6 separate regions of the Homo sapiens genome follow, and regions 1, 2, 3, 4 and 6 are each linked to region 5. The links are chromatin loops, found by intact Hi-C in ENCODE. Cell type or tissue: endothelial cell of umbilical vein. All regions are shown on one strand. Each heading gives the region's core, and the rest is flanking DNA. Links, peaks and the distances in the headings are about the cores only. Region 1 overlaps LOC105369844 (a long non-coding RNA gene). Region 2 overlaps LOC105369844 (a long non-coding RNA gene). Region 3 overlaps LOC105369844 (a long non-coding RNA gene). Region 4 has its middle 170 kb from the start of PHLDA1-AS1. Region 5 has its middle 96 kb from the start of PHLDA1-AS1. Region 6 overlaps LOC105369844 (a long non-coding RNA gene).

Region 1 (5,439 bases), core at 788-4,787, 410 kb after region 5:
TTCTACCAAAAAGACATATGCACTCATATGTTCATCAGAGTGCTATTCACAATAGTGAAGGCATTGAATCAACCAAGGTGCCCATCAAACTCATTTTCTTTGAGTACATCAATGGCTGTGTCTTAGGAATGGTGTTAATAGACTGCATGTGGACCAGCAAAGTACCTGTACCACCAATGCTAGCACATTCCATTTTTACTTCCCTAAAAAGCTAATAAGGTAGGGGAAAAAAATCTACCCCACCAGATCAGTTTCAGTGTTAACAAAGCTAAGACTCAAAGCACAAAATGGGAAAGCCCTGCCCACACCATGAATTGTGTTTACTCATACCCAGAAACTGCTAATTAGGTTACAGATAATTAAACTGTATTACAATCTCGGGATGAACATTTTCTTTATTTTTTTCTGTTTGTTAGTTTATTGCTAATGCATTGTGGGGAACCCTTAGAAAGACTCTGATAATGCTATCACATTACCCTTCCCCAGATTAATTGCATTATCACCAACTGAAATTATCTTTTTGCTTTGGTTGTTATTCGTCTTCCCCAATTAGGATATAAGCACTATGAGATCAGGGACATTATCCATCTCACTTAGCCCTACAGATGTTCCTTAACTTATGATGGGGTTGTGTCCTGATAAACCCATCATAAGTTAGAAAATATAATCTAAATTGAAAATGTACTTAATATACCTAACCTATAGAACATCAGAACTTAGCCTAGCCTATCTTAAATGTGCTCAGACACTGATATTAGCCTGCAGCTGGGAAAAATCATCTAACACAAAGCCTATGTTATAATAAAGTGTTTGATATCTCATGCAATTTATTGAATACTGTACTGAAAGTGAAAAACATGATGGCTCTCCAATTTATGAAGGTTATGATGTAAGTCCAACCATCGTAAGTTGGAGACTGTGTGTGTATAATCCATATGTCTGATGTATAGTAAGCAATATATTTATTCAACAAATATTTGAGCATGAATGCCTGAGTGAACAAAGAAAAGATAACTGCTCTATCTTAATCAGACTTTTATAAAACTAAAATTTGTATCCTCTAAAAGGCAACTATCCTCTCAATTGTATCAAACTCTTACTGTTTTTCCCTTATTTCATTTCTCTGAAGAAATCCTCTACTTCATTTAGCAAAGAGAGAATATCAAGAGATATATGACCCTATTTTAAATGTTGATAGGTGTCTCAAATATCTATTGCTATATAAGAAACATGCCAGCACACAATGGCTTAAAAACAATCTGGACTGAACAGTTCTTTTGCTCCACATGGTATCTACTGAAGCTGAAATGTCTAAGATTGCTTCTTCACTCACATTCAGAACCTCAGTTGGGATGACTGGAATATCCGAGAGCTGGTCAGGCCTGTTTCTGTCCCTCTTTCCACATGGCTAGCTTGGGCTTTCTCATAGTGAGATGGGCTCAGGGTATTTGAACTTCTTATCCTGCATCATTCTTCCAAGATAGAGGAAGCAGAAGCTGCCAGTCTTTCTAAAGGCTGGACCTAGAATTAGCAGAGTCATAGCCACAGTATTCTCTCGATCTAAACAAGTCACAGGGCCAGGCCAGATTCAAGGGGCTCCTCACTCTCTTAGTGTGAGGAGTAACATGCATATCAACAAGGAAGGAAGCTATCAGTGGTGGCTATCTTTGGAGATTATATGCCACAATAATGAGGTGGCTCTTCTCGAACTGCCTGCCTGTCTGTCTTAGAAATGCTGTAACTCTGTCCCAGTCTGTGCCAAGCAGAGATGATGAACAAAGCAGTGTGTGAAGTAGGCTGCTATTGCACCCTCTTTGCGTCTGACTTGATGTGGCTGACATATTGACATTATTTTATTGCTTTGGTGTGGCAACAGCTCCAGCTAAGCCACCACTGCCAGACACTTGCCCATCTGTCCTAAAATATGACTAATTACCATTATAATGATTCTTCAGCTTTATTAAACTTCTGTCTTCTGCAAAATCAAATGAGATTCATGAAGACTTTTTCATTAATCATCACAGCATCCCTGCTGAGAGCTTAAAAGAGGTAGGTGTATTCTTATTTTAGAAATGAAGAAGGTGCAACAAAATGAAGCTCTAGGAAGGTTAACCAGTATCACAAAGCTGGTCTGCTAGAATGAAGGAAAGAGGCAATATGTGTGTGTGTGTGTGTGTGTGTGAGAGAGAGAGAGAGAGAGAGAGAATTTTTCTGGGAAAAAGGGAAGGAGAGTCATCAATTTTTTTCTTTTCTGTTCCAATGTTATATGGCAATCATTTAAATGTCTCAACATACTAAAAGTTTCCAGAAGCAACAAACTTCTGGTATAATCAGAGGCTATGAGCTGTGCCCTAAGAAAAATATTGCAAAGAGATTTAACGTCTATCAGAATCAAATTTGTTTTCCTTCTTTCTAGCTACGTGTCCTTGGACAAGACACTGACCCTCATGCATTGATAGGCGTAAGTTTCAAAGCTTCATTAGATAGATTAAATGAAAAGACATGTAGCACATGTGTATAATAAGTTGTTCATAATAGGTACCCAATAAATGGCAATGGTTGTTATCATAAATTTTGTGATCTTAGGAATTTTAACATGCTAGTTGAAATAAAAAAGATAAAGCCTTCTTTATTTGTACCTAGTGACTTTCAGAAATAGCAGCATTAATTAATAGTTAACTGATTGGCACAATAGGGTGACTATAGTCAATAATAACTTAACTGTACATTTTAAAACAACTTAAATAGTGTAATTGGATTGTTTGGAACTCAAAGGATAAATGCCTGAGGGAATGGATACCCCATTCTCCATGATGTGCTTATTTCATATTGCATGCCTGTATCAAAACATCTCATGTACCCCATAAATATATAAACCTATGTATAGATGTATACACATAGGTGTATATATATATATACATAGATGTATGGTGTACAGGTGTATATCACAAAAATTTAAAAAAATTTAAAAATAGCTGGTTTGTATGTTATTAACTGCAGCTGAGTTTTTACGTTAAGATCTAGCCTGTGTGAACTTGAACAAGTAAGTTAATGTCTGTGGGCATTTGTATACTCATCTGTAAGGCAACAGAGCAGATGGTCTCTAAGAATGTTTGCATCGGACATCTGAGTTGTATGGAAATAGAAAAAGCCATTATTTGTGACCATTTGCCCTCTAGTGGCAAGAACCAGGGAAAACTATTTCTACTGAGAAAAAATTTCATGTCTGTATCCCCACCAAAACCTGATATATTGATAAATTCTTAGATTTGCTTCAATATTGTGTTAGTTATGTTTGTCTGTGTAAAAATTATCCCCCAAATTAGCAACTTAAACATTTACACAGTGTCTGAGGGTCAGGAATTTGTGAGCAGCTCAGCTGGGAGCTTGCAGCTCAAGGTCTCCCAGGAGGCTGCAATTAGGTCGGGCTGCAGCCATCAGACAGCTTGACTAAACTACATGAGCTGCCTCCAAGTTCTCTCATGTGGCTGTTGACAGGTTTCAGTTCCTTACCACAGGGACCTCTCCACAGGGCTGCTCACAACACGACAGCTGGCTTTCCCCAGAATGAGTGATCCCAGAGAGACAGAGAGAGAGAAAGAGCTAGAGAGAGAATGCAACAAAGATGGAAGGCACAATGTCTTTTATAAACAAATTTCAAAAGTTATTTACTGTGGTAGAATGAACTAGCATTACATGGATTCGAGATGAATATATCTAAAAACAATATATTCCACATAAAAAGCAAGTTTCATAAGTACATGCACATTATATATATAATTTTGTATATATATAATATACCTATACATTATATGAATGTAACTAATGTAAAATAGTTATATAATAATTACATACATGTTTATTAAGTATAATGTACAATGTGTCATATAAAATATGAAAAGCCTACTTTATCTTGTTTAAAGATTGTATGTGTGTGTGTGTGTGTGTGTAGTAGCCATAAAAACAAAAATATGCATGGAACTGATAAATACTGATAAAACTAAACATAAGTGGTCACCTGGGACTTTTGATATAACTCTTCAGAAAAAGAAGCTCTTCTTCTGTTAAGAATGTACATCCTAGAATTGCTGATAGACACAGAAGGGGGACAGAGAGAAAGAGAGAGAGAACATGTCAGTGATTGAGGGAGGGCATTACTGTCTTGATGACACTGTTGAGTTCCTAGATGCAGTATCCAGGTTATGGGACTATAAATCCTCTTTTTTACATAAGTTACTTTGAGTTTCTATGACTTTCCGTCAAAGGAGTCTTGAGAAGTATAGTTCTATGCAACTATTTAATCATACTGAAATCATAATTGTAGAAGAAGGCATATGCTTATTTATTAAAGGTAAAGAGTGCTTCCATCCCCTCTACCTCCCCTGGGCAACTCTAAGAGCAGGACACTCTAGTGCTTAAAAGATCAGATTCAGGCTTCTGAGACACTCCTCTCATGTTGCTTTAAGGCAAGGCCCCCTAAACTGGTAGCCTGATCCTCTAGGGATTCTATGGAAGAGTGCTATTATGTCTATGCAAACATGTGCTCTTCTGGGGAAAGAGTCTGTATTTCATCACATAGTAAAGGGAATGGTAAACAAAAAGAGGTTAAAATCACTGTTGGATGATAAAAAGTATTATGTTAAAGCCTGCATTTACACACCTCCCAGTGTCAGGTAGCTAGACTTTTTAATTAGAGAATTTGAAATTATGAAGTAGCAATGCCACCATCTTATTAACATCATGAAATCATTTTTAAAAATATAAATGTATTAAATGTTTAAAATATTTCACTTAAAAAGTTCATTTTATTATGGGCCATCTGCAGTTACTGCCACCTAAAGGATGGGAAAGGCATATAGCTTCAACAAATGACTAAAGATTTGCTTTCCAGAAAAGTTCAAGTGTTCTTTCAGTGTTATGTTTACAAATAAAAGACTGTCGTTTGCTTTTTCTATTAGCATAAAATAATTCTCAGTAGTATCAATACATTTCACATGCCACTGATTAAATCCTGAATATTCATGCATGCAATAAAAAGCCTTCCGTTGCTATGGTGGAACCTAATACCATGGAATGTATTCCAGCTTCCTTTAGGGGGAAGAACGTTCAAACTGAAAATTATATCAAAGCTGGTCCTTATCAATGAGAACAATCACAAAGAGAAAGAGGGAAGATTGCATGTAAATTATAGGAGAGGCTAGATTCCCAATGAAAATATGAATGTTTTATTGGCTTGGGGCCTGAAGAGACTAATATTCAAGCCGTAATGAGTGTCTTTCAACCCAAAGGGTCCACTGTATGTACAAATCCCAGTGTTTTTTCAGGTCATGAGGCAACAGAATTCCACAATGATATGGTTGAGGAAAATGGAGACCTGTCCACAGAGGAGCCCAGCATCATAATGAACAGCCATCTGGAATCTTTGGCTTTGGTACCAAA
Region 2 (5,439 bases), core at 661-4,660, 210 kb after region 5:
CCTGGACCCACGGCAAGGATGGGGGAGGCAGGTAAGGGAGGTAGTGAGAGATTAAAAAGGGGCACAGTAACTTTTGAGGTGATTAATATATTCACTCTCTTGATTATGTTGATGTCATTTATTTTGTGCTGGTTATGCATATAGTAAAGTTATTTTAAAAAAGAAATAACTTTTCCCAAATGATGAGCCATGTATCTTTTATAGAAGACCCTGGAATCACTTAAAAAATAAGATAAAGCAGGAAATGTTTTGTTGCACAATAGTTGGTAGGAGAAGTCTTTTCTCTCTGTTAAAACCCATTGGTCTCCGGAATCTAGGCCTCAGGAATCTGGGGAGGGGCTAGAGGCATAGTCTCTAGGCTGTACCAGCTGAGGCTCCCCACCAGGAGAAAATCCCAGGGCCACATTACAAGGGATAGTCATGAAGGTACAGAAGTAAGTAAATGTGCCAGGAAGGAGGAGCCAAACACAGACCAGAGGAAAAAAAGATAGTGTTGTGAACTCAAAAGGTAGAATTAAGATGCCACGTGGAAAGGGCTGGAAGAGTCTAAAGGTCAGTGAGAGGAGGTCTAGGGGCTGAAAGGAATTAAACAGAAGTAGAGAAAGGCAAATGCAGGCTCAGACCAAAATGGGAGCCTCTGGTGAACAACAGTCATCCCTTTGGACTTCTTCTGGTCAATGTTCGACGTGCTCTGCTGCTGCAAAGCAAAGCTGAGAAGCAACAGAAATGCATGCAACAGTTATAAGGCATTGCATAATTAATAAGAATGATTTTGTTGTGTAGATTATAGTAACATCTAGTTAGAAACACTTGGCAAGTGTGGTGGAGGGGAAAAGAAATTGAAAATCTATTTATTTAAACCTCAGTGAAAAAAAGTACTCAGAAGGTTAAGCTTTTTGGCCTTCGGCAGGGTTCCATCAAGGTATTTCCATTGGTTTGGACTATGAGATAGAACAGCTTTTGGTCTATGTGCATCAGCTGGCACTTGAAGAAAGGTGTGCAGTTAGGTGTAACAGAGATTTTGTTAAGAGTGCTTTATAATTACATTGCATTTTCAAATTTGTAAAATTCTTTCACATGCTTTATCTTTCTCATGTGGAGTTCCTATTTTTTAATCAGACTGATTAATTACTGTTAAAGATTATTTATATCAAATAATTTATAAAGTAAATTTTACAGTAGTGAGAATAAAAAGAAAGATTCACTCTGGGTCATTAGCTAGGTTGAGAAATCATCAAAACATAGGCTGGGCACAGTGATTCACGCCTGTAATCCCAGCACTTTGGGAGGCTGAGGAGGGAGGATCACTTGAGGTCAGGAGTTCAAGACCAGCCTGGCCAATATGGTAAAACCCCGTCTCTACTAAAAATACAAAAATTAGCCAGGTGTGATGGTACACGCCTATAATTGCAGCTACTTGGGAGGCTGAGGCAAGAGAATCACTTGAAACTGGGAAGCAGAGGTTGCAGTGAGTGATCATGCCATTGCATTCCAGCCTGGGTGATAGAGCCAGACTCCATATTTAAAAAAAAAAAAAAAAAGTAATCATCAAAACATAACCTTTAATAAGGAGCCTTAGAAATAATTAAACTTGCATTGTCCAATATAGTAGCCACTAGGTACATGTTTGTTTTAAATTTAAATTGATTAAAATTAAATAAAAGTAAAAATCCAGTTCTTCAGTCGTAGTACTTACATTTACACATGCAATAGTGCTCAATATGGCTAGGGCTACCATATTGGATAGTGCAGATATAGAACATTTCCTTCATTGGCCAAGGTTCTATTGGACAGTGCTGATCTAGACAAATATTTTTAGTGGCTAAAAATGTACTTTTAAATTGAATTTAACTTCAGGGCTGGAGAATTTGAGGCCCACAGAAGTTAGTGATTTATACAAAGTCACCCAAGAAGAACCTGAAAATGGCCCAAATTTCCTGACTTCTATATGAGTGATCATTTTAGCACCTCATACCACCAAACTTTTATTTTTAATTCTGCTCTTGAATAAGAGAGGATTGGATACTCCAAGCTGGCAAGTAATCAAACACTCATTTAGTTTTTTGTTTGTAATTTACATTTATATTTGAAGTTAGGCAGAGCTATAGTCCAAAAACTTTACTTCAAACAATATTAATGATGTCATGCTATAAAGACAGAATGCAGAAGAGCTTGGAAGTATTTCAGTTTCCTTGCTCTGTTTCTTTTTACACGTCCTTGTTCAAGCCACTCTACTCCATGCTGGGACAAGACAGTTTGTTCTTAGGTTAACAGAAAAACAGTCAGAGTCACCTCCTCTTAAAGCATCGAGCACCAGGTGGGAAAGGGCTCAGATTTTTAAAGGTTGCTCAGTGGGGCTTTGAAAATTAAAGAGAGCCCAGAAGAGATGTGGAGAAAGCATGCAATTACACTTGAGAAGGTGTAGCCTTTCCACTGGGTGCATTCTTGATGAGACAGCAAAGTGAGTCATTAAACAGTAGGCTGTCAATAAAGCTGAGACCCAGATTTGCCGTGGATCAGCTGCACTGCCAAAAATTTAACCATCTAAAAAAACCATGGGCAGATCCTTGGTGAACCCTTGGACCTGTTTGCATTACAAGCTTACAATCTTAATTTTTCTGAAAAGAAATAGAGAAAGGAGTAGATGTATATTGAAGAATTGCGATGAAATGCAAGAGTTCCTTATAAACATTACGCAGGGTCATTTTGGAAAGTCAATAATTTATAGCCTTTTTACTGGCCTCAGGGAAAAATGATCACTTCCACATTTGAATTTTAGTAAAAGTTGTTTTTCCTGGATCTCCATTAAATTTCATCCAGCTTTTGGCAGAAATTGTCTTCCTGGACCCTACTGGAGTGCTGGCTGACAAGTTACATCTTCCATGGGGCCACAACTCCCTAACGAATTCTGGGAGAGCAGCCTATTTTTGTTACCAGACGCTGGAGGATGCGTGACATGTCATTAACCTTCAAAACTGGCTCTGCACAAGAGTATTGTCAACAGATGGTGACTCTGATTCTCTCTCTCTCTCCCCTCCCTCCCTTCCTCCTCCATCCCCAGGATATCTTCTGGCATAGAATGCTCATTGGTTTCAAAGGGAAATTCGTGTGTGACACAGACACTGTGGAATGTAGAACAAAAACTGGAACAAAGTCTCTTATATTTATAATTGCGGACTATAGGAATTAAATGCACAGAGTAAACCATCAATAGTGTTTATACATTAAGACAGGCATACCAGTGATAAAGTGAATATTTATGCTGAGAGGCAGGCTCTTTAGGATCAGGGAAAGGTGTCTGGGCACTGGATGGAAGAGCTCAAAGCCAGCATTGGACTTAGAATTTTGGCCCAGCCATTTAACTCTTCAGTCTCTCACTTTGCCTTTTCAGTTTTTATCAGTGGAAGTCAATAGTAATTAGGGCATTATTTATCAGTTACTCCCAAAAAATGTAATCCCAGCACTTTGGGAGGCCGAGGCGGATCACGAGGTCAGGAGTTCAAGACCAGCCTAGCCAAGATAGTGAAACCGCATTTCTACTAAAAATACAAAAAAATTAACCGGGCGTGGTGGCGGGCGCCTGTGATCCCAGCTACTCAGGAGGCTGAGGCAGAGAATTGCTTGAACCCAGGACGTGAAGGTTACAGTGAGCCTAGATTATGTCACGGCCCTCCAGCCTGGGGGACAGAGCGAGACTCCATCTCAAAAAAAAAGAAAAGAGAAAGTTAATTCATTTATTATTTTTAGCAAATATTTATAGGATGCTTAAAATATACCATGCACTATGCTAGGCTCTAGGAAGAAACAAGATGTAAAGCAAAGTGCCTGTCAGGAAGAGGCTGACCAGTAATCAGATGATTATAATACAGCTTTTGAGAGCTTCCTATGGAAACACATATGGGGAAAGGAGAGGTCTACAACCCAGGATACCATGGGGCGCAGTTCCAGGGGCACAAAAAGCCATGCGGTAAACATATCACAGCTTCCCAAAGCATCAGTTTTATTTAACAGGACATTTAAACTATTTATCTTAAAATAAAATATATATATTACAGAGTAGAAAGAAATTTTCCAATAAATTTCTTTTATTTAGCCCACGTATACCGGGTTCTTTCACCTTTCTCTTAATGAAGACTTCTAGGGAAAAGTGAGGGCATAAAGACCGGTTTTTGTGTAGGCGTTTATGAAGCCTAAGAAGCCCTTTCAGTGCCACTTCGCCATCAGTGCTAGAGGAATCCACATCATACTATTTACATTCACAGGGCACCATGTGGTTTATAAAGGCATTTGACGAATTTTGCACCTCACAGTAAACAAGTGTGCTATTTTGCTTTACTGATGAGGATATCGAAGTTTTATGAGATTAATCCATTTTGGTGAGTGGTTCAAAGTCACAGAGTGATTAGTGGCAGAATCAGACTTCATCTTGGTTTCTGACACCAAATCCATTATTCTTTCTCCTGTAACTCATTCCTTCTCTTTCCAATGATTAAAAATTAAAAGACTGAGGTAAAGGATCTCTAGCCTTTTTCTGGCACATATCCACCTTCTTGCTCTTTGGGAATGGAGGGTAGAAGTGAGGAAGGTAGACTCTGGCAGATGCTGAGAGTGAAGTTCTTGAGAGGCCGGGTGAGATGGAAGGCTCTGCTTGATGTCTGAGAAAACTTAGGGAAAGGGGCATGGGAATTAATGAAGGTGAAACTGGGTTAAGTAGGGAACACTGTGGTGACAATTTAAGGATCTATCATGAGAGGTGTCAAGATCTGCTTGTTGTTAGATTTTGGGTCTCTTGCTAGTTGCCCTTCACATAGATTATACTCTTTGTTCTCTCATTGACGCCTCATGACCTTAGACTTGCTGTTTTGACTTTTCCATCCATCAAAACTAAACTAGCTAACATTGCAAAGTTTTGGAGGGATATAACATCAAAATAATGTTTAAGATGCCCCATCTTAAGTTAGGCAGTGAGGAAATACCACAAACCATGCTGATGCTTCTTGAAAAACAAGCAGGGCTAAGCCACATATCATTACTTGGCAATGCTAAATTCCTGAATTGCTTATATATACGTTTCACATGTAACCTCTGTCTTTAAACTAAAGAAGTTATTTGCTTATAATAATTACAGATTTGATTAAAATCATACACCGTGATTCAAGATTTAAAAATTAAATGGCTGAGACAAAGAAGTGACAAACTAAAGGAAGCCACAGTATGCTTGCCAATTGTTCTTGGCAGGAAATGGATGACTCATCCTGAACATGTGCTTTCGTTGCTGGGACAATGGGGCGCAATGAAAATGTTCAACTTACTGAATAGTGTGGACATTTTTGTCATCTGTTTGTAGGAGACTGATGAAATACAACTACAGATTAATAAGAACCCCGAAGTAACCTATGCTTTTGTGTGAGAAAACTAATGATAAATATTAAGAAAAAG
Region 3 (5,439 bases), core at 795-4,794, 120 kb after region 5:
GGTAATCCATTGCATTATCAAGGCATGTAATCAAGTTTTCTTGAACAAAACACAATGAGAGAATATAATTATGTTTAGGGAAAGGTGAGGCAGGGGTGTCTGCTTGTTTGGTAGGCTCATGTAGGCCTGCAGCAGCTCCCTCACTGGTTCATGTGGCAAATGAGGGATCTCATAATAGATCTGTTTTTGAAGCTTTACTCAGACATTATTTCTTCTCTCATCAGTGTGTTCCCATTGCATTTTTTCTTTTTTTTTGAGACAGAGTCTCGTTCTGTCACCAGGCTGGAGTGTAGTAGCGCGAACTTGGCTCACTGCAACCTCCACCTCCTGGGTTCAAGCGATTCTCCTGCCTCAGCCTCCCAAGTAGCTGGGACTACAGACAAGCTACCACGCCCAGCTAATTTTTGTATTTTTAGTAGACAGGGTTTCACCATGTTGGCCAGGATGGTCTTGATCTCTTGACCTCCTCGGCCTTGACCTTGATCTGCCCACCTTGGCCTCCCGAAGTGCTGGGATTACAGGCATGAGCCACCACGCCCGGCCCCATTGCATTTTTTGCATAACCATTTCTTTTCATTCTCAGAGCAAGCAATCCAAGAGACAAGATAAGTTTCTATGCCTTTTATGGCCTAGCCCCAGAAGTCATGCACCATCTCTTCCATGCTATTATATTGGTCAAAGTAGTTAAAGGCCTTTTCAGGTTCAAGAAAAAGAAAAGTATACCCCATCTCTTGATGTAAGTTGTAAACATCACATTTTAAGAAAAGCATGTAGGATGGAATGTAGTTCAATATGTTTATATTTAGAAAATGCAATCTGCTGCAACATGGAAACCAAGTAACCCACACAAAGTGCTTACAAATATTAACTATTATTAATATTATTCAATGAATGTTTTCTTAAAGAATAAATTAATATACATTTCTTTCTGCCTAGAACTTTGAGCTGTAGTTAAATAATTCTTGACTTGTAAATTGTCAGTTTGAGCTTGTCTTGTTTGCTCCTACCTGCTACCTGCATTAGGATCCCTTCAAATTGGAGAGTTTCTAAATTTTACTTTTTAACTTAAAATCATTTCAAATTTACAGAAGTTTTAAGAGTAGTACCAAGAACTAACTCTCTAAACCCATCTGAATTTGCCTGTTTTAACCTTTTCTTCATTTTCTTTTATATTCTCTCTTCTTCCCTCCTTTCCCATTCAAGTATTAGTTTCAAACATCATACTCCTTTTCCCCTTATAGATCCATAGTACCAACATCAAATTCAGGACGTTTAACATTGATACATGCTATTATTTAATATATAGATCATACTCAAATTTTAATAATTGCCCTAAAAATGTTTTTGTAATTGTTTGTTTTCTCCCTGAACCAGCATCCAATTCAGGATCACAGATTGCATTTAGTTGTCATGGCTCATTAATCTCCTTTAATTTGAAGCAGTTCCTTAGCTTTGTTTTTCAGGACATTGACATTATTGAAGTATACAGGCCAGACGTTTGGTAGAAATGTCACATGATTTGGGTTTGCCTCAGGGTTACTCATCATTAAGTTCAGATTATGCACTTTTGGCAAGCATACCATGACAATGATGTTGTGTCCTTAACAACATATCACCACCTAGAGGCACACATTACTGATGACATTAACTTTGATCACTTTTTATAAACTGGTGATTGCTAGGTATCTCCACTAGAAGACTACCATTTCTCTTTATAATCTACAGGAAGATATTTTGAGACTATTTAATATCCTGTCTTCTTCAAACTTTTACCCTATAGCTTTAGCATCCGTTGATGAATCTTGATAAAATCAGTTATTACTATGATGTCTTTTAAAAAAGATGATTGACTTACCAACTATTATTACTTCTTCTACATTGATTAGCTGGATTCTTATTTTTATTCAGTGAATTAGATCCAATGCTGCCATTTAATTCTTGTTGAAGCTTAAATTGTCCCAAATTTAGCCAATAGGTACCCTTGAAGCTGGCCCTAAGTCTTTTTGACATAGCCTTCATCATTTTTTGTACACTTTTTTGTATAAGATATTCCAGACCCTTCTTGTCTTGCTTTGCTCTGGCCCTCCTCTCTCCAAGGAATCCTAGCTCCTTCTAGTGAGGAACAGTACCTAGAAACAAGGTCTGTGAAGAAGTGTTTGTTCAGGTTATCCAATGTTGAGGTTATTCAGGCAAAAACACGTTAAATATTGAGTCCATCAAACAGAAAGTCTTACTTAAATTAAAAAGTGTGAAGATAGTTGACCCTTGTTCAAGATGTTCTATGTGCAATTTTATTTTTATATCTAGCCAATTGCAAAACATCAGAAGAGCCATAGTCCTGGGCTTATTGGAAGTGAGGTTCTATTGAACATTGAGCTGGGAGAGTAGGGAAATTGCAAGATAGCGAGAAGTCAGGCCCCACAGAAGGAGCTGCAGCACTTGCGGGGCATCCACTTTTTAGAAAACTGGTCAGAACCAGTAGACGAACAGCCCATTTTGAAATAGTGGTTGTTTGTGCCATCTGGACTTAGCCAATCATAAAACTCAGTTGATACTCCAAGCCTAAAATGGTCTTGGAGACCCTTTTTGGATTTTGGCTTAAGCCCCATTTTAAGGAATCCAACCCCTTCTTGTGAGATCAGATTTCCCTGCCTTGCACTGAACTTGTTTAGTCCTTGTCCATCCTAGAGCTTCACATGACTCAGTCTGCCAGTTAGGTTGGGAGATATAGCGGAGCTAGAAGGAGCCCTGGCCCTGGTACTTACTAAGCATACCCCTTTGATGACTTTAATTGACTCACTGTGTGGCTCTAAGTCCCTTCTCCTTTCTGGGCCTCAGTTTCCTTATTTGTAAAATCAGAAGGTGAGGCTAAATCTCAAAATGTCCATCTAGCTTCATGTTCTATGAAATCTTCTCTGCCTAAAATCTTTAAAGTGCTAATTAAACTGGCAGATCAAGATAAATGACCAGAGGAGCTGGACCCATTACAGAATTAAAGTCTTCAGAGCCCTAGCAAGCCTGCTTTTTGAAGCGTGCTTTCTTTTTACAGCTGTGAAGAGAGGAATCAGCACATGCGCTATAACTTCATATGACTAATGGTAACCATGGCGACCACTAAATATTCCTTCCAGACCTTGCATCTGCACAGCTCACTGAAGCAGAGGAAATAAACGTTGCTGCTTTGAAAAATGATAAAAATAATCTAAGCCAGCTAGAGGCTAGGAAGGAAAGGAGAGATCTTCCACCTGAAGGTCAAGCCATTTCATCTCATTATCTTTTCAGGGCCTTGTTTAACCTCAGGGGGCATTTGGTACCAACCGAATGAATAGGTCACAGACTGGAGGGATTTAGTATCAGGCTACTGAAACACTTGACTAGTTTTTAAAGAAGCTTCTGGGGTTCTGACAATGTTTGCTAGGCTGGTGTGATGACCCCTATGTTAAAATGCAGTAGGTCATCAAAAGCAGGTCCCCCAGCAGTTCTTGGTGTCAGGTCATATTATTGGTTTAAGAGAAGAGCAACTAGAAGACTGGCCAAGGTCAAACAGGGACCTGAGAAACCAGGCAGAGAGCAATAGTAAGGAGGTCTGCATGCACAGGAAGGTGGGGGATGGAAAGGCACAGTGAGGCAGGCTGGATATCAGCACTCATGCTCAGAGAGCAGAGCACAGGCAAGAGAACTGGGCCGCATGAAGCCTGCAAATTGGACAAAGAGAACAGACAACAGGTTAATTGCACTTTCTGTAAAACATGAGGCAACAGCCAGGAATACTGCAACCAATAGTATAGCCAAGGAGAGAGATGCAGGAAATGTAAAGGAGTGAACTGCTCATGAGTGGTTGGATTCTATCTAAAGAGGGCAGCCTATTGTTGCCACGGGGGATTGCATGTCCAGAGCTCTCATTTGTCAAGAGAAGCAAGAAATCTGGATTTTAAAAAATGTGAAATTCCTTAATTGTTTAACGATGACATGGTGTGGATTGCCATTTTGCATCCTCTAAAATTATAGTTACCTTCTGAGAATAAAAATAGGAAATGCCAGAGGAAGGAGATTCACAGTTAGCCAAGTCCACAGTGACACACACGGCTGATTGTGTCCAGCATCTGAGGCTGTGAGCACCTTGCCCAGTGGCTAGTCAGTCTTCGTAATGTCATCTCCCCTACCCCAGTATTTTCACCCTGAATTGCGGTAGATGCTAGCACCAAGAACCCAGCATTGAGCTGCTCCTATGCTTTAGTTGAGTCTGGGGTCTACAGATAAGTCATAAACATCTGACTACAGCAGGGAGTGAGGGGACAGACAGCAAGTGGACCATCTCTGACATTCTTACATAAGGTGAGAAGCCAACCTGTGCAAACTTGACCACCATCCTATTTGCTGTGTTGCTCCACAGGAAACTAGTCTGGATAAAACTTAGTTTCAACCCTTAGTGCCTGGGGTTCAATAAGACACAGTAGATCATGTTACCCTTTTGAAAAGCACACTTACTTTCTAGATTACAAAATTATTAAAGGGAAATCTGAAAATGCAAAAAAGAATAGTAGCATGTAATCATAAGGTAAAATACAGATGAAGCCAATAAAATGTCTTGTGGGAAATCACTCTGATGCAAGGATAGCCTACAAGTACCATACCAGGCAACTTATTACAGAGGTCACAGAACAGGAAGGCTCATAGCTGGAATGAATATGTTGGAATCTCATACTTCATTGAATCAATTCAAAACAGAGCAATAAACAAGGGGAAAGAAGAACATAACTCACTTAGGGCAGGGTGCATGTGGGCAGAAAGACCACACTCCCCAAATCCTGTGTTATCCAAACTTCATACATCCTGTCTGTCTTCTACACTAACCTTCCCTCTTAGTGATGTGGATATAAGGACCAGAGTAAAGGCAGAGCAAGAGGGTTCAGCAGATGAAAGATGCTTGGAGCGGATGCTTAGCTAATCTTTGGGAGGGATGCATGGACAGGCACACGTGGACACAGCTACCACTCAGATTAACCTGATGAGCACTTGTGTATTATTTGCACTTTCTGTATAGAGGATTTGTAGGGCCAAATGGCACCATAATGGGTACCACAAATGAGTGTTTGATTCAGGAATGACACAGTCTTCCATCTGGAAGTGACATGATTTGTGCTTTACTAATACTTAAGGTTTACTTGTGTAGCTTTTGAGCCATTGACATTGGTGGTTGGGGGTGGGGGATATGTTCTGCCCAGGTTTGGGGGTGTCCTAACTCTTTACTAGGAAAGACTTCAATTGGAAGGCAGGAAATGGCAGCCAGATATAGAGTCACTGCTGCTTTTGTGTGAAGAGAGTTTGGTGCTTCATCATGAAACTCTGAATGGGCCCATAGAAAAAAGCAGCCTGTGTCAGAAAGGGTCTAGAATGAGTCCCCCTCTTAAGAATGAAACCAGCACTATTTGCATGGTC
Region 4 (5,439 bases), core at 517-4,516, 71 kb after region 5:
ACTTTGTGTCACCTGTGATATTTTATAACATATATATAACAAATATATATTTATATATGGATGAAAACATATATGTTTATATATAAATGAAAACATTATATATATGAATGAAAACATATATGGTTTATATATATGAATGAAAACATATATATGGTTTATATATATGAATGTCATGGTTTCCTGGCTTATAGCTTCCATTAGCCCTTTTATAGTCCTTTGTTATAATGATGGGGCACTTTAGGTCTCAGGTGCAGGCCGCAGGAAACAGAATCACTCTCTGACCTTCTCCTTCCACTTGCCCAAGGCAGGACTCAATCTACTTGTGGGTCATAAGAACTTATATTCCAGAGAGGGTCCTGACTCATACCCTAGAGGAAGGAAGCCTGCACAGAGAGGCCAAGAAGAATCTGAACAGACGGGCCTCGCTGGGTTTAGATCACATCTTTTTTGTCCAATCACATTTCTACATGGTTTTCTATGTTTCAATCATGCCTATCCAGTGGAGTCTGCATAAAAGGCTCAGGAGGACTGGATTTGGGGAGCTTCCTGATAGCTGATCATGAGGAGGTTCCTGGTGTACCTTGAGGAGCTCTGTGCCCCTTCCTCCATACCTCACTCCCTTTATCTCTTCATCTGTATCTTTTGTGATATCCTCTATAGTAAACCAGTAAACATGTTTCCCTGAATTCTGTGAGCCATCCCATGAAATTAATTGAGCCCAAAGAGGTGGGTCATGGAAACCCCAACTTAAAGCTGGTCAGTCAAATTTCTGAGGGCCTGGGCTTGTGGCTGGTGGCTGAAGCAGGGGCCAGTTTTCATGATTGAGCCCTCTACTTGTGGGATCTGACGCTGTCTGCAAGCAGATAAAGCCGGAATCGAATTGGAGGACACCGAGCTGTTGTCTGCTGCAGAATGGATTCCTTGTTTGCTAGTGGGGAGAAATCTTCACATGTTTTGGGGTCACAGAAGTCTTCTGTGTTGATTGTTATGCTGTCGACGTGAGAGCAGGGGAAAAACGTGGTTTGAGTTCCTGAACACCACCCCTTGGGCAAGCTTGATGGAACAGATAACAGATGCTATTGGCTGTATCTACGTGCACACTGAATTGCCCTCCTGAAGGCTGGGGACTGTTGAACACATTTCACCTGTTGGAGGCTACCGGAGAGTAGATTATGATTAGGCCTCTTGCTTTCTGAGCAGAGCAGTGTTATTGGAAATAATGGGAATTCTATTTAGCTGGATGCTTTGGATTAGTAGGTGAATCATGGGTAAAAGATCTGCCTTTATTTAGTGATTCTCATGGTTTCAAAATGTATTAAGAGTAGTAAGTAAGATACCTATATTCAGGAGCTAATAATATTTGTAAAAAGTACCTATTCTGAGCCTCCAGTGATTTGTTTTATAGATGTGACCCTTAAGAGAAAATTTTAAAAATTGGACAATTTTTTTGTGGGAGGGGAATAGGCCTTGGGAGAGACACATAGTATTCTGGATCTGGAACTGATTTTCTTTCCTCCTTTTGATTCAAATTGGTTGTATTCCCAGCCACACCTACCACTTTGGGACCATCTCCTTTCCTGTCTGAACTGCATAGAAGTGGAAATCCTACTTGTATGCCAGACTCCCTTAACCCCAAAAGAACTTTTAAAGGTGTTCACTGATTTTTCTCTGCTTCTTGACTCAGATGTTAAATGATTGGCTTAGATTTTTACCTTTTTATCTTTCTGGGATTAAATCCTGGCCCCTCTTTTATATAATGTGTCATCTGGGGAAAATTATTTGACTTCTATGGATGTCAGTTTTCTTATTTATAAAATGGTGATAATAATAGACTTTACCTCTTGGGTTAGTATGGAGATTTAAAAGATATATTCTGTATTAGTCAGAGATCTCCAGAGAAAGAGAACCAATAGGATATATATAGATATAAGAGGGAATTTATTAAGGGAATTGGATCATGTGATTATAGAGGCTGAGAAATCCTGATATGCTGTCTGCAAGCTGGAGAACCAGAGAAGCTGGTAGTGTAATTCTGTCTGAGTCCAAAGGCCTGGGAACAGGGGAGCCAACGGTGCAACTCTCAGTCCAAGGCTGAAGGCCTGAGAACCTGGAGTTCCGACGTCTGAGGGCAGGACAAGATGGCTATCCCCAACCCAGAAGAGAATGAATTGACTCTCCCTCTGGCTTTTTATCCAGAGGATGTGGGTGATCATCATCTAGTCGGTGCAGAGCCTGGATGGAAGTCTGCTGATTACTAAGTCTACTGATTCAAATGCTTATCTCTTCCAGAAGCACCGTCACAGACACACCCGGGAATAATGTTTTGCTCGCTACCTGGGTATTCCCAACCCAGTCTAGTGGATACCTAAAATTAACTGTCATATATTCCATATTGTTAGTGCAATGTTTGGTGAACAGCAAAATGTTCAACAGATGTTAGCTCTAATTTTTATTTTGTTATCCTATGCCTCAAATTCTTTCAGGTTGTCTTTATAAGTATACGACTGATTCATGTTTATTGACTCACTAACAATAGAGTATTTACCTAACTGTGAATCATGTTTTATTTCCTATAGGTGGCTATTTTATATTTGAAAATGGAAACAGGAAAATCTTGCCTTTTATAGTCAGCCTGAGTAATCTGACTTCAATTGAGTGCATGCATTTATGGGGGGGTAAGGTGATGGAAGGAATATTTGGACTATAAAGCTCAATTCCCAAATCCTATTTCTCAGCCTTCAACGGTGCAGGAAATCAGTCACTGCATTTCTGATACTGATGACCTCTTTGGTCCTGACTCATCTGAGATGATGCCATACAGAAACCATGGCTCTGGCAAATAGACATGTAATTTGTTTCTTGGACTTAGTAGTGTACAAATTGGGATATTCTCAGCACTAATCTCCCTAACAAGGACAATTCCTGGTTGCAAATTATTTAGTCTACATACAATTTGGGAACTTGGGAATGTTTAGATATTCAGCTGTTTCACAAGCCAGACTATTCAAGTTCAGAGAATTTCTGCTGAATCCTCTGATTTGATTCAGATTATATACAAGCTTAGGCAACTCTTTTGTGGAAGGTATTGAACAACAAGGCAATGAATCATATGGCTTAGTGAACTCTGCCTTAGGTTATTCAGTCATTCATCAAACATTCATTATACAACTACTCTGTGTCAGCCCTTGGTCTCAGTACTGAGGACACACACAAATGAATGTGCTACCCTGTCTGTTCTCTGGGGCCTCAAGGGTGGATAGTAACTTTGTAGGAAATATTCTGTGGAAAAGCAGGGAACAATTATCCATCCGTCCATTCTTCAATTCAACAAATATTTATGAAACATTTATGTGAGCCAGGCATCAAGTTAGGTATAGGTGATTCAGCAATAGACAATACAGATGCTCCCTGTCCTCCTAGACTTATTATAACTCATGGTAGAGATAAACAATCAAATAATTAAACATAAATTTATAGTACCTTGGGATAAATGCAAGATAAGTGAACCATTTACAGTACATTGTGATATAGGGAATATAGTAATGAAGGCTAAATGCTCAATTTAGAAGTGATTTCTCTCTCTGCCTCACCTGAGGAAAGATCTGAAGCTTTGAGCGGAACAGTTCCATTTGAAAGTGGTCATATAAGAGGACTGTATCTTTAGAAGTTTCTTTGGTTATACAGGCTCGTACAAAAGCAATTACGAGCAGAGACTGGAACAATACTAGAAATATAGTTGATGACTTAAATGGAAGAAAACCTGTGTATTAGGCATTGGACTTTGAGTAATTGTAGACATAAAAACTCAAAGTTCTTTACAATGAGCATATTAGCACTGACAACAGGAAACAGCCAAAAAAGACCTTCATGGATGAAAACTATAAAATAAGATGCAGATTTGGACTCAGATAAGGACAGAGTTTCTCTCCCAAGTGGTCCTGGTTAAGGGCTTTACCAATGTTCTAGAGAGGAGGACATTTAAACCTGTGATTATTTATATTTTACCATACGTATTTTTGCTTACAATAAGTAAGGTATATGGATTCAATTCATTTATCATAGGAGGTTGTATTTCCTTATATATTGTCTCATTTTTCTCATCAGGTCCTGTGTTAAAAAAAAGTTTTCTCTTACTGTTGAGAAGTACCTGAATCAAATAGAACAAACCAACACTACTGTCCTAGTACCCTAAGCAGGTAGCTGGCTAAAAAGCTCTCACTAATTTTTGGTACAAGGCCTCGAATACTGAGAGTGTCTACAAAGTCAGAAGTTCTCAAGTCTATTTGTATATCAGGAACACCCAAGGAGCTTTAAAAAATAGAGATAACCAGACCCATCCTGCGAAATTGTGTTGTAATAGGTCTGGGGGAAATAACTGGGAATATATTTTTAAAAAGACTTCTTGGCCGGGCACGGTGGCTCACGCTGTAATCCCAGCACTTTGGGAGGCCGAGGTGGGTGAATCACAAGGTCAGGAGTTTGACACCAGCCTGGCCAATATGGTGAAACCCCGTCTCTGCTAAAGGTACAAAAATTAGCCGGGCATGGTGGTGGGCACCTGTAGTCCCAGCTACTTGGAAGGCTGAGGCAGGAGAATCGCTTGAACCCAGGAGGCAGAGGTTGCAGTGAGCTGAGATTACATCACTGCACTCCGGCCTGGGTGACAGAGACTCCACCTCAAAAAACAAAAAAAAACCCAAAAACAAAAAAAGACTTCTCAGATGATTCTGATGTACCTAGTCTGCATGGATTGCTGTTTCAGAACCTCTGTACTAGGTTAACAGTATGATTTTTATTTATTCCCACTTTTAGATGGGTTACTCATATTAAAACTTAAAAATATAATTTTTATCAATGGCAATTAAAAAATCTTTTTTTTTCTTTGAGACAGAGTCTCTCGCTCTGTTGCCCAGGCCGGAGTGCAGTGGCTCAATCTTGGGTCACTGCAAACTCTGCCTCCTAGGTTCAAGTGATTCTTGTGCCTCAGCCTCCTGACTAGCTGGGACTACAGGCAGGCACCACCATGCCTGGCTAATTTTTGTATTTTTAGTAGAGACGGGGTTTCACCATATTGGCCAGGGTGTTCTCGAATGCCTGACCTTGTGATCCACCTGCCTTGGCGTCCCAAAGTGCTGGGATTACAGGTGTAAGCCACCACGCCAGGCCAAAAAAAATTCTTAGTCCCTTTCTTTGTCCCACCCTCTTTTTATTCATCTCTTCCATGTTTTTCACAGAATTCTAAAATACATTGTGATTACCTTATCCAAACTCTGTTTTGAGATAAGAGGGGATAAATAGCTACCATTTAGAGAAGTCATTTTACTTATTATTACTATTTTTTGAGACAAGTCTCGCTCTGTCACCCAGGCTGGAGTTCATGGTATGATCTTGGCTCTCAGCAACCTCTGCCTCCCGGGTTCAAGGGAGTCTCCTGCCTCA
Region 5 (5,439 bases), core at 874-4,873:
TAACCCATTGCCTATTGGACAAACATTTAATGTTCCTTGGACAACTCAGACTCAACATAGCTAAAGATGGATCCTTCCCACTTAATTTATTCTCCTTCCTGCATTGTCTATCTCTGTGAATGATAGCCCTGTCTACCTAGTTGCCTGAGCCAGAAATTTGGTAATTATCTTTGATGCCTTCCTCTGTCTCCTTGCTATCTTTACTCCCATGTCTAATGAACCACCAAGTGATATTAATCTTAACATTACTCTCTTTTCATGTTCTCCTCCCCAAAGCTCCTCATATTTTACATAGATTGCTGCAATGGCCATGACAGGGCATTCTCCCTCCTATATAGGATCCTTTGATCTTCTTCCCACACTACTCCCCGAGCAATCAGGTTACCATGCTGCAAGAAACCCTCCAATAGCTTTCCATTCCTCCAGTGAAACAAAGAAGTGTGGGAGCGAATATATAAAGCTCTTTTTACTTGGGGAAGTCTTACCTCTTCATCTTCTTCAGCCATTCCCCATCTCCTTTCCTACAACCCAACTCCTTGCATTTCCGAAAAGGGTCTATTTTCTTAAGCCTGTGCCCATGCTGCCTGCTCCAATTAGAATGTTCTTCCTTTCCTTTGTTTAACTCAACCTTCTAGCTAAGGTCAAAGGGGGGTCACCTCTACTAGAAATTCCTCTCTAATCCCCGGTCCAAGTTAGGTGCTCTCCTTATCTATCTGCCTCGAAACATCTCTCATGATAGGCCATGCTCACTGCTTTACTCTGTCCTTTACCTATTGATGTATCTGTGGTCCTGGCCAGTGTTCAGACCTGGCTCCCCAGGTCATGGAATGTCCCAGCTGGAAAGGACTTCCTCTTCATTTTGCAGATGATGATTTGTTTGTGTCTTACTGCCTTTAAGAAAGGAATCTGAACTTCCTGTTTTAGCAATTGGAAAACTGTTTACTAAGGCTCTGCCTTGGGCAAGGTGCTATGTTAGGCATCTTCAGAGTATATAGAAACCCTTCTCTTAAGTTGCTCAGTGAGGCAGGGGAGATAAAATATCTAATAAGTAAAATGCAAGCAGTAAAGAGGCAAATAAGAGAGGTAGAGATAAAATGCTGTGAGACCTCAGAGGAGGGTATGATAAAGGACACTGGGATCTGCAAAGGGGTCAAGGAAAGTCCTGTGGAGGACTGATGTAGGAGCTGAGCCTTGAACATGGGTGGCAGGGAATAAATTGTAGAGGGGGCATTTGGGGCAGAGAGGCTAGTAAGAGGAAAGGCAGAGGCTAATTGAATTTTAAGCAATGGGCATAATTTGCTGTCTGAGAGTTAGCAGTTTCTTTCATGATTTTTTTTAATTGCAAAAATTGTGTAGCACCAAATTGGGATCTTTTGTTGCTTGAAAAATATTTAGATAGCCTAGATATATTATCCTGTGTCATCATGTTACTTTGGCTGTCTCCTTTTTCCCAGCATTCAGAGGATCAAAAGTTTGTAACATTTATTTATTTATTCAGTAAACAGTTATTGATCTTCACTATGGGCTGGGTGTAATGGCATTCACAAAGATAAATAAGACAAAATCACTGTTTCCAAGAAGTCACAGTGTTGTGAGTGTGGTAAGAGATAGGAAGATTACAGGATGGTTAAAAAACAAAGTAGGCCAGGTGTGTTGGCTCATGTCTATAATCCCAGAGCTTTGGGGGGCAGAGGCGAGTGGATTGCTTGAGGCCAGGAGATCGAGACCAGCCTGGGCAACATAGTGAGACCCCATCTCTACAAAAAATAAAAGAATTAGCTGGGTGCAGTGGTGCATGCCTGTAGTCCCAACTACTGGGAAGGCTGAGGCAGAAGCATCAATTGAGCTCAGAAGTTAGAGTCAGCAGTGAGCTATGATCACACCACTGCACCCCAGCCTGGGCAACGGAGACTGTCTCTAAAGCAACAACAATAACAAGATAATAAATACTGTCTGTGACACAGGTATGAGGAGGTTGCTATAGAAGCTGAGCCAAGGGAGCCCCTACCTCTGGCCTGGGGGCAAGAGGAACCATTGAAGAAAATTTGAAACCTCTGAAATAGGCAGGGATAAAAAGTGTCCCAGAGACAGTTACACTATGTGAGAAGTAAATGGGAGGTGAGAAAATGGAACCAAGGTGGGTAGCTTTTTGTACTTTCGTAGATTTGCAACTGAGCTTCAGCAATATTTCTACCCTGATCTATGTTATTTTTATTTTATTTTAATTTTTTTTTTATTTGAGACAGAGTCTCACTCTATTGCGCAGGCTGGAGTGCAGTGGCACGATCTCGGCTCACTGCAACCTCCTCCTCCCAGGTTCAAGCAATACTCCTGCCTCAGCCCCCCGGTAGCTGGGATTACAGGCATGCACCACCATGCCTCGCTAATTTTTGTATTTTTAGTAGAGATGGGGTTTCACTATGTTGGCCAGACTGGGGTCGAACTTCTGACCTCAGGCGATCCACCTGCCTTGGCCTCCCAAAGTGCTGGGATTACAGGCATGAGCCACCATGCCTGGCCAATCTATGTTATTTTTAAAAGAAGAAGAGAAATAGATCAAGGAAGAGGAGAAAGACCTGGTTCCATAGATCTGACTCTGCAGTTTGTGTGCTGTGTAATAGAGAAAAGTTAGTGTCAATTTGGACATGGGCCAAATGACCTTTTGAGTCTCTTGTAGCACAAATGACCTGGAATCCTGTTTTCTTTATGATTATGAAGCTGGGCATAGGTATTCTGATGGGCACAGCCAAGATATTTAAGCCAACATTTGCTGAGAAACAGTGAAACTCATTTTCAGACATTTTTCCCCCATGACTGAGAAGTGTTAGGTTTTTGTCCAGCAGCAGTAGCTGTTGATTGCTGTTTTCCTGAGAGAGGGAGGCTTTTTTTTTTTTTTTTTTTTTTTAACATTCTGACACCTTTTTTTTCCCCTCCGTATCAGTACTGCTCACTAACCACATCATATGGTGATAAGAACTGAAATTACTCATTGACATTATCGTGGGGCTATTTCGAAAACATTATCTCATTTCATTTCCTAGAATATCATCAAGTCTCCACAATACCAGTTCCTTAAAGGAGAATGTTTTTGTTCCAACTGAAACCAAAATATTTTAGTGAATTTTGTCTTCAGTATTACTTCCTTCCTATTCTAATACTGTGGTCAAAAGTATAACTTTTGGCAAACTCTTTGCCATAGCGGAATCTGACTTAGTTTGCTGAATTTGAAGTTAGCTGTTTTCAGTAATTTCTTTTCTTTTTTTTTTTTTTTTTTTTTTTTTTTGAGATGGAGTCTTGCTCAGCCCCCCAGGCTGGAGTGCAGTGGTGTGATCTCGGCTCACTGCAGCTACCATCTCCTGGGTTCAAGTGATTCTCCTGTCTCAGCCTCCTGAGTAGCTGGGATTACAGGCACCCATCATCATGCTCGGCTAATTTTTGTATTTTAATAGAGATGGGGTTACTCCATGTTGGCCAAGCTGGTCTTGCACTCCTGACCTCAGGTGATCTGCCCCCCTCGGCCTCCCAAAATGCTGGGATTACAGGCTTGAGCCACCGCATGCAGCCTGTTTTCAGTGATTTGTCTTTACTCTTTATGTAGATTATCTGCATTGCAGATTACTTATTGTAATTTTCAAATCCTGGGCTGAATTTCTTTCATCATTTCCTGTGGATTTGTCATCTCTTTCCTCATCCTCACCCTCTATTCAGGCACCATGTAACCAGGCAGTTAGACAAAGCATTGTTTCATAGCTGAATCCATCACATATTTTTTTTATATATATTCCCAAAGGTATACAAATAGTTTTCATATTGTTTGAGAGTTTGATTTGTTTCCACTAACATAGAAAAATAGTTGTTTAATAATTAGACACTCCTTTTGTTTGATCTTGACTCCTTTTTCATGAGACCAGATGAAGTATTCATTAATGTTCCTATGAAATAATTATTTTGAAAACTTTTAACCAGTTCCAGTTTTTTTTTTTTTCACTTTTCTGATGTATTGATCATTCATGCATTCACTGACCATTTACACCATTTTTATATTGCTCTCTAAACTGCTATATTCAAAGCTAATTGTAGGCAACATCCTTAAATACAGTTAAAGCAATAATAGTTCAGGGGGACGAGTGTTAGCAGCATTTTAGGATATTCAGAGAAAGAGGTACAGTAAGACATCTTAGAGCTTCTGGGAGGCCAAGGGGCTTGCTGGCTAATGTTTCAACCATCAGAACTTGTTTGAGCAACAGTCTTGGCCCTACTACATGAGTCATAAACACCAGGATAGGCGATGCCTTCAGCCAGATGCAATGGAAAAGAGTTTGTTAACATGGAAAATATGGGATGGCTATACCACATACGTCAGTAGGACTCCCAGAACTGAGTCTTTTAGACCCGTTAATTACTTTTTGAGTGAATTAATGTATATGAGCAAACACATTTAGGGTGTTGCTAGCCTTATTAGCCAATAAGCACAATTCCTTGCCAGACAGTTTAAGACTGAGACCAGCTAGTTAATGAATTTACTGAAAGGCTCATTTATAAGGCTGCTTCACAGAGAATTTAGCAATAAACAATTCTGCCAACTCTTGATCTTTCAGCTATAGCCTTTCTTCCTGTATTTCTTTGGAATAACACATAATTAACATACAGCGATCAAGTTTTTGCTTGTCATTTAATATAGCACATTTTTTCTTTTGTTTTTTAGTATCTTTGCATATCAAGCAATGCTTTTAAAACTTATGCAAGCGTTGTATTTTGGACTCTATTTCTTTATAATTTTTTGTATCATCCTGCTGGGTAGATAGTGTGGGAAGAAATGCAGAGATTTTTATTGAATACTGCCTTGTTTTTAGGTGGTGTTTAATATTTAGATATGTTGGGTCTGCTAATTTAGGAGGAAAAAGTATTCTTTGGATTTTTCTTTTGCATAGCTTATTTTAGTTGCCAATCTTTTCTGGGTCTGAAGGGTCAAAAATGGCTGATAAAAATAGGTAAATAGCAATGAATGTGGTTGTAGGAAAATAGGAACTGATGGTGCTATGAAAGTGTTAATCTCCCATCATCAGTCTATATTCCTGGTTTTAGTGTCACAGGAATTTGACAGCCTCCTGAACTTTAGCCACCTCTCAGAAAATCCTGCTTCTCTTTTGAACAATGACTCCAGGGCTGGAAGATGGGTGAGGCATCCACTTAGTGTGTCAACAATGTAGAAAGGACCATGGTGAGAAGCTGACTAGAAGCCCACAGTGCTAGTTAAAGAGAAGAGGACTTTGAAAAGAAGTGAGAATAAGTGTGAACAGTTGACTCCAAGTAGGAAATTAGTGGAGGATGAACTAAATTAGAGTTCGGGATAAGCAAAGAACAAAGGTATATTCTATGGCCAGGATCCAGGCTGGTTGTGTAGTGAGTGAGGCAGTTTTATGTATTGAGTGTGCATTC
Region 6 (5,439 bases), core at 671-4,670, 300 kb after region 5:
GTGGTGGTTTTTTGTTTCTGTAATTAAACACAATTTTAACTGACAGTCTTTCAAGGTTTATTTTCTGATTGAATGAATTTAGGTTATAACTGCAACCCTTGGCCAAGGGAGTCCTGGATGCTATTGTTTAACAGTCTCACTGTGGCAGAAACAGCTAGATGGTCTTCTTATCCATTTCCTGTCTTTCTGAGCATGGTCAGAACACATTTCTAATCTCTTTTCTCATTAGGTATAGTCATGGGACTGACATCCAGTCATTAGAATATGAGCAGAAATGATATATGCCAGTTCCTGATGTGCCCTATAGAAATCTTCCCTACATGTTCAAGCTCCTTTCTGTCTCCAGATGAATAAATCGAAGACGATTCCCAGATGACATTGGCAATTGTGTTTTGCGATGGAGAAGTTTCAAGATGGAAGGAACCAGGGTCTTTGAGTCCTCTGAACTACTCAAAGGAGGATAGCCATACTAGAAATACTCATTGGACCTTTATGTGAGCAAGAAATCATTAAAAAAATTTTTTTTGAGGCAACTGAAATTTTGGCACTAGATATTAAGCCTTACCTTAACTAATACACCCACTAAGATTGTGTGAAGTTGGGGGAGAAGGAGCTCCTCTGGGAATATGAAGATGTCATTGCCATAAGAAAGAAAATAAGTGATAGGCAGGCAAGAATAACAGCCATTCACCACAGCAGCCCCTGTAATGATCCACTGGACACCTTATTTGCATATCAATTTATGAGCCATTAATGGGGGCCCTGGTAGTCTGAGTAATGGCCTCCCAAAGACATCCATGTCCTAATCCCAGAAGCCTATAAATATATTACCTTATATGACAAAGGGGAATTAAGGCAGCAAATAGAATTAAGGTTGCTAATCAGATGATCTTAAATTAAGGAGATTGTTCTGGACTATCCAGGTGATATGTAATTATAAGGGACCTTAAAAATGGAAGAGAGAGGCAAATGAGGAGATCAGAGTGATTCCAAGTGGGAAGGACTTCCCTCGCCTATTCTAGTTTTGAAAATAGAAAGAAGGCAGCTTCAAGCCAAGGAATATGCATGATCTCTAGAAGTTGGAAAAGGCAAGGAAATAGATCCTACCTAGACCCTACAGAAAGGAATACAACAATGCAGTCCTGCTGGTGCCTTGATTTTAGCTGATGCCTTGATTTTAGCCAATATCTTGATTTTAACCTGATGAGACCTGCCAGACTTCTGGTTTGCAGAACATTAGATGATAAATTTATATTGTTCTAAGCCATTATGTTTGTGACAATTTGTTACAGCAGTAATAGGAAACAAATACAGGGACGTAGGCATTTTACTTTAGTTAATTGGAATACGCCAATAAAGACATCTCCCCTTAAGAGGAGAGAGTCAAGAAAACAAACAATTTCAAAGTGCACTTAATTGAAGGGTGGAAGTGTGTGGGTGTGGCGGGGGGTGCAGGGAATGTTGGAAGTAAGAAAAGCAGGGAGAGCAAAAAGATTTCCAGGAGGAAGAGTAGTCTAGATAAAAGCCTGGAAGTAAAAGAGAACTTTAAAAATTTATGTAAGTCATTCTAATTAACAAGAAGACAGAATTTGAGAACGATGATGCTTGAGAGTTGAACAAGGCTAAGATCACGAAGGGTCTGGTAAATCCACCAGGAGCTTAGACTTTCTACAGATGACAATGGGGAGACCTTAAAGGGTTAGGAAATGAACAGACATGGCTAGATCCATTCTAGATGGAGTCTGATTTCAATGTGAATGATGTATTAAGAGGGGATGGATCTGGAAGCAGAAAGGCCAATCAGGAGTTTGCCACAGAACCTTGGGCAAGTGATGGTAGGAATCTGGCATAGCACAATGATAGTAAGAGTGAAAAGTAGATGGATTTCAGAAATATAGAGTAGAGCCTATAGACTAGATAGATGCCTTTGGCTTGGGCAACAGTGTGAAAGGTGATGTGATTCATCCAGCTAGAAATACAGGATGAGAAGGAGGTAGGTGTAAGGAGAAAGAGTGGGGAAATAATGTGTTTATGGTTTTACTTTATCATCACAATCATCATCATCATTGTAACAATACTTACAACAGTACGATATCAGCTGAAATTATACTGTCATGTATGTATCTGTTTATGTGGTCACTGTCAGCAAACTTCACAAGGGCAAAGGACATCATCTTATTCACTAGAACCTGGGAACGCTGCACACAAGTTCCTTCACCCAATAACATTAGAGGTTCTATTTTGTACCCAAGTAAAACTGAGACCTCTCTGAGAATTGCCTGGTGGTTAGCTGGGGCAGGGAGAGAAGGCTTACTCACACTCAGCAGGAAGAAGGTCATTCTGTGGTCATAACTCAGTAAACTTCAAAGTGCTGTTTGAAAAGGTTGCTGATGGAATACGTTTTAAAAGGATTACTGTATGTATGCAGTAAAACATGAAGGGGATGTTTTGTTGATTTCAACTTTTTTCTCAAACCGCTGAAAAGCAGCATTGTCTCATATGGTGGGGGGGCTGAATTTTCTCATCAATCTCTAGTGCCTAGAACAATACCTGGAACGTGGTTGGTGCTCAAGCGATATTTATTTATTTTTGTGTGAGCCAGGCACTGTTCTAAGGACATAAATTCTTACAGCACTATTTTGAGGTTTTAATTATTCCGACTTTAAGAATGAGAAAACAGGCTGAGAAATCCCACAATTCAAACTCAAATCTGGCTACAAAGCCCATTATTTTAATCATTCTATTACTCAATTTGTGGGACGTGTGGAACATCCAAGTGCTAATATCTGGTAGATAGTTGAAAATATGGGTCTGAGTTCAAGATAAAAATCTAGCCTATAGATACACTTTTCAAAACCATTGGCATTTAAATGTCATATGACAGTAAGTGGGTAAAATAATGTTACCAAGGCAGTGACTTTCAAACGTATTGACTACAGTCAGCAGTAGATTTTTTTTTTTTACAGAGACCTACAGAGACCTACTACACACACAGACACACACAGACATGCACACACACAGATCTCCTTTTACAATTCCTACCCCATTAAATGTGATAAATTCTGTTGCTTTCTATTCCATTTTCTTCTATGCAATTCTATTTCATTTAAAAATGCTACTTGCAACCCATGAGATTGGTGACATCAGCCATCAGTAGGTTGTCCTCTGCAGTTTGAAAAGCACTGCCTTTAGTAATTTGTGATAAAGAAGCCACGAACTGGCAACCCACTGACCATTTCTGTCATGGAGATGTATTCTCTTTAGCATGCTATTTCTGGCATGTAGATATGTTATCCTCGAGCAAATTTTTAAACATCAGAGATTTCAAATGAAAGCCTGAATTTCAGATTGTCTTGAGAAATGGAAAAAAATTTGCTAATGGTTATGTTGCCTATTGGCTGACATTGGCTGAAGCTGAGAAACAGCTGCTTCCTGTTTTCCATAGACACATCCACTCCTTCTTATCTCCCTGACATTGAATACCAGCTGCCATTTAAAATTATGCTTGTATTTGTTTTCTGTTGTGGTGGTTGTTGTTTTTCTAAGAGAAAAGGTATTTCTTTACTTTATCAAAGATGGAAAAAGTAAAGAGTAAGAGAGTCACATAATTTTTCCTTCCTACCACCTGCTTCATTTATTCATGTCATCTACAGATCTGTGTTATCACTTGGGTTTGTGAGCCACAGTCTAGAGTGTTAAAAGAGAGGCTGCTAATACCCACAAGAAAAGGGAGAAAAAAGAGCCCTAGAAAAATACTAAAAAGGAATTACCAGAGGGTTTAGGAGAAAATCCATAAGAATAGGACACCAGGGGTTAAGAGCATCCAGTTTAGGCTTTATGGTATTTTAATGTCAAAGGCATTTGTTGATCTACTTGGCAAAAACTGTCAAAGAAGATTCTCTTCTCTTTAGACAATTCAACTCAGTATCTTACCCCGAAAGTCAGGAAGATACAAAAATAAAGGATTTTAGCAATGGGGACCTGTATTAACATGCTAGGGTTTAATAAAAAATATTATCATGTCACACTAATAAAAATATTATCATCTTACACTTTATGTTAGAGGATGAAGATGTGGAATGCAGTTTGCCAGACATTATTTTGGTGATGGTTTTTGGATTGAGTGAGAAAATGGTTCTTGCACATGCACTGCTCTTTGAAATAGGGTTCATGAGACAGAGGTGGTAGTGGAAGCCCTTGTCTCAGTGTGGATTGGGACTGAGCACTTTAGCATAACTTTAGCCATCCATTTGAGTGTCTCAAATTACCCTACCGATGGATCCAGGAGCCTGGTACTATTACTGAGGTCAGAATTGTGACATGATAATATTTTTATTAAGCCTTAAGTCTGTGCTAGCATTGGCTACCATCATGGCATATCATCGAAGTGGGTATATGCCTTGGTCGGTTTGGGATACTGTAACAAAATACTATCAACTAGGTGGCTTACAGAAAGTAGAACTTTATTTCTTACAGTTCTGGAGGTTGGGAAGCCCAAGATGAACGTGAAGGCATGGGCAGATTTGGTGTCTGGTGAGGACCCACTTCTGGTTTATAGATGACACCTTCTCACTGTGTCCTCACATGGTGGAAAGTACCAGGAGTCTCTCTTGGGCCATTTTTTTTTTTTTTTTGAGATAGTGTCTTGCTCTTGTCGCCCAGGCTGGAGTGCAATGGCATGATCTTGGCTCACTGCATCCTCCACCCCCAGGCTCAAGTGATTCCCCTGCCTCAGCCTCCTGAGTAGCTGGGATTACAGACACCCACCATCATGCCCAGCTAATTTTTGTATTTTTAGTAGAGATGGGGTTTCACCATGTTGGCCAGGCTGGTCTTGAACCCCTGACCTCAGGTGATCCACCTTGGACCTTTTTTATAAGGGCACTAATTTGGTCCATGAGGGTTCCATTCTCATGATCTAATCACTTCACAGAGGTTCTACCTCTTAATCTCATCGCTTGTGGATTAGAATTTAAACATAAAAATTTGGGGGGGGGGGGCGGATCACAAACACTCAGATCATAATAGCATATAAAATGAGTTGAAGTCCTAGGAAAAAGGCTTTGAGAGAAGGAGTTAGTTTGCATAGGGAAATCATTTACAATCAGTATTAACTGAGGGTACTCCTTATAGTGGCTGGAATAATATATCATTTGAATAAATTGGTGGTCTTCAATTTTGATTGCACCACCAAAGAATCAAAAGTTACTCAAGAATTAACAACTGAATATCGCATTAGACAATTTGAAGGAGGGAAACAAAATAAGCTCTGCTATAATTTTCAAAAAATGACGAAACTTTTTACACAAATTAAAAATAATTTCAAAAAGGATTTTCACCTTAGCATTAGTCTTTTTTGTTTAATAATAAAGGAAGGAGAAGAAACAAAAAGAAAAGATAGACTATTTTTGCCTAAATGTCATTCTTAGAAGCAGAGAA

Evidence for each region. Peaks named below come from ENCODE experiments on the same cell type or tissue, not always from the same donor. Only the 100,000 strongest peaks of a DNase experiment are listed, where the experiment ranks them.
Region 1: it touches region 5 in a loop (4-fold over the local background); 5 of 110 quality-filtered maps call a loop at or near these places.
Region 2: it touches region 5 in a loop (5-fold over the local background); 6 of 110 quality-filtered maps call a loop at or near these places.
Region 3: it touches region 5 in a loop (5-fold over the local background); 8 of 110 quality-filtered maps call a loop at or near these places.
Region 4: it touches region 5 in a loop (7-fold over the local background); 3 of 110 quality-filtered maps call a loop at or near these places.
Region 6: a loop joins it to region 5, with 2.8 times the contacts of the local background. A loop is called at or near these places in 7 of 110 quality-filtered maps.

What each region holds. Positions count from the first base shown.
Region 1 is chr12:75,524,850-75,530,288 of GRCh38, reverse strand. LOC105369844 (a long non-coding RNA gene) reads left to right here. Exons shown (of 16, transcript XR_007063375.1): 15 at 5,325-5,439. Among named protein-coding and RNA genes, the nearest start is that of KRR1, 16 kb to the right of the region's middle. In endothelial cell of umbilical vein, for the core only: a CTCF peak has its summit at 3,176 (motif pointing left); a DNase peak (open chromatin) is centred at 3,158.
Region 2 is chr12:75,722,666-75,728,104 of GRCh38, reverse strand. The region is part of intron 1 of LOC105369844 (a long non-coding RNA gene); the gene reads left to right. Among named protein-coding and RNA genes, the nearest start is that of KRR1, 210 kb to the right of the region's middle. In endothelial cell of umbilical vein, for the core only: no CTCF peak of the experiment used is centred there; DNase peaks (open chromatin) are centred at 2,464 and 3,034; H3K27ac peaks cover 2,738 bases.
Region 3 is chr12:75,813,233-75,818,671 of GRCh38, reverse strand. The region is part of intron 1 of LOC105369844 (a long non-coding RNA gene); the gene reads left to right. Among named protein-coding and RNA genes, the nearest start is that of PHLDA1-AS1, 210 kb to the left of the region's middle. RefSeq lists a silencer at 3,090-3,149. In endothelial cell of umbilical vein, for the core only: no CTCF peak of the experiment used is centred there; DNase peaks (open chromatin) are centred at 1,581 and 3,091; H3K27ac peaks cover 494 bases.
Region 4 is chr12:75,860,482-75,865,920 of GRCh38, reverse strand. No RefSeq gene overlaps it. Among named protein-coding and RNA genes, the nearest start is that of PHLDA1-AS1, 170 kb to the left of the region's middle. RefSeq lists a silencer at 2,618-2,912. In endothelial cell of umbilical vein, for the core only: no CTCF peak of the experiment used is centred there; a DNase peak (open chromatin) is centred at 2,750; H3K27ac peaks cover 2,148 bases.
Region 5 is chr12:75,932,176-75,937,614 of GRCh38, reverse strand. No RefSeq gene overlaps it. Among named protein-coding and RNA genes, the nearest start is that of PHLDA1-AS1, 96 kb to the left of the region's middle. In endothelial cell of umbilical vein, for the core only: no CTCF peak of the experiment used is centred there; DNase peaks (open chromatin) are centred at 2,964 and 3,674; H3K27ac peaks cover 1,116 bases; H3K27me3 peaks cover 186 bases.
Region 6 is chr12:75,632,769-75,638,207 of GRCh38, reverse strand. All of the region lies in intron 8 of LOC105369844 (a long non-coding RNA gene), which reads left to right. Among named protein-coding and RNA genes, the nearest start is that of KRR1, 120 kb to the right of the region's middle. RefSeq lists a silencer at 2,165-2,459 and an enhancer at 5,283-5,439. In endothelial cell of umbilical vein, for the core only: no CTCF peak of the experiment used is centred there; DNase peaks (open chromatin) are centred at 2,327 and 3,527; H3K27ac peaks cover 698 bases.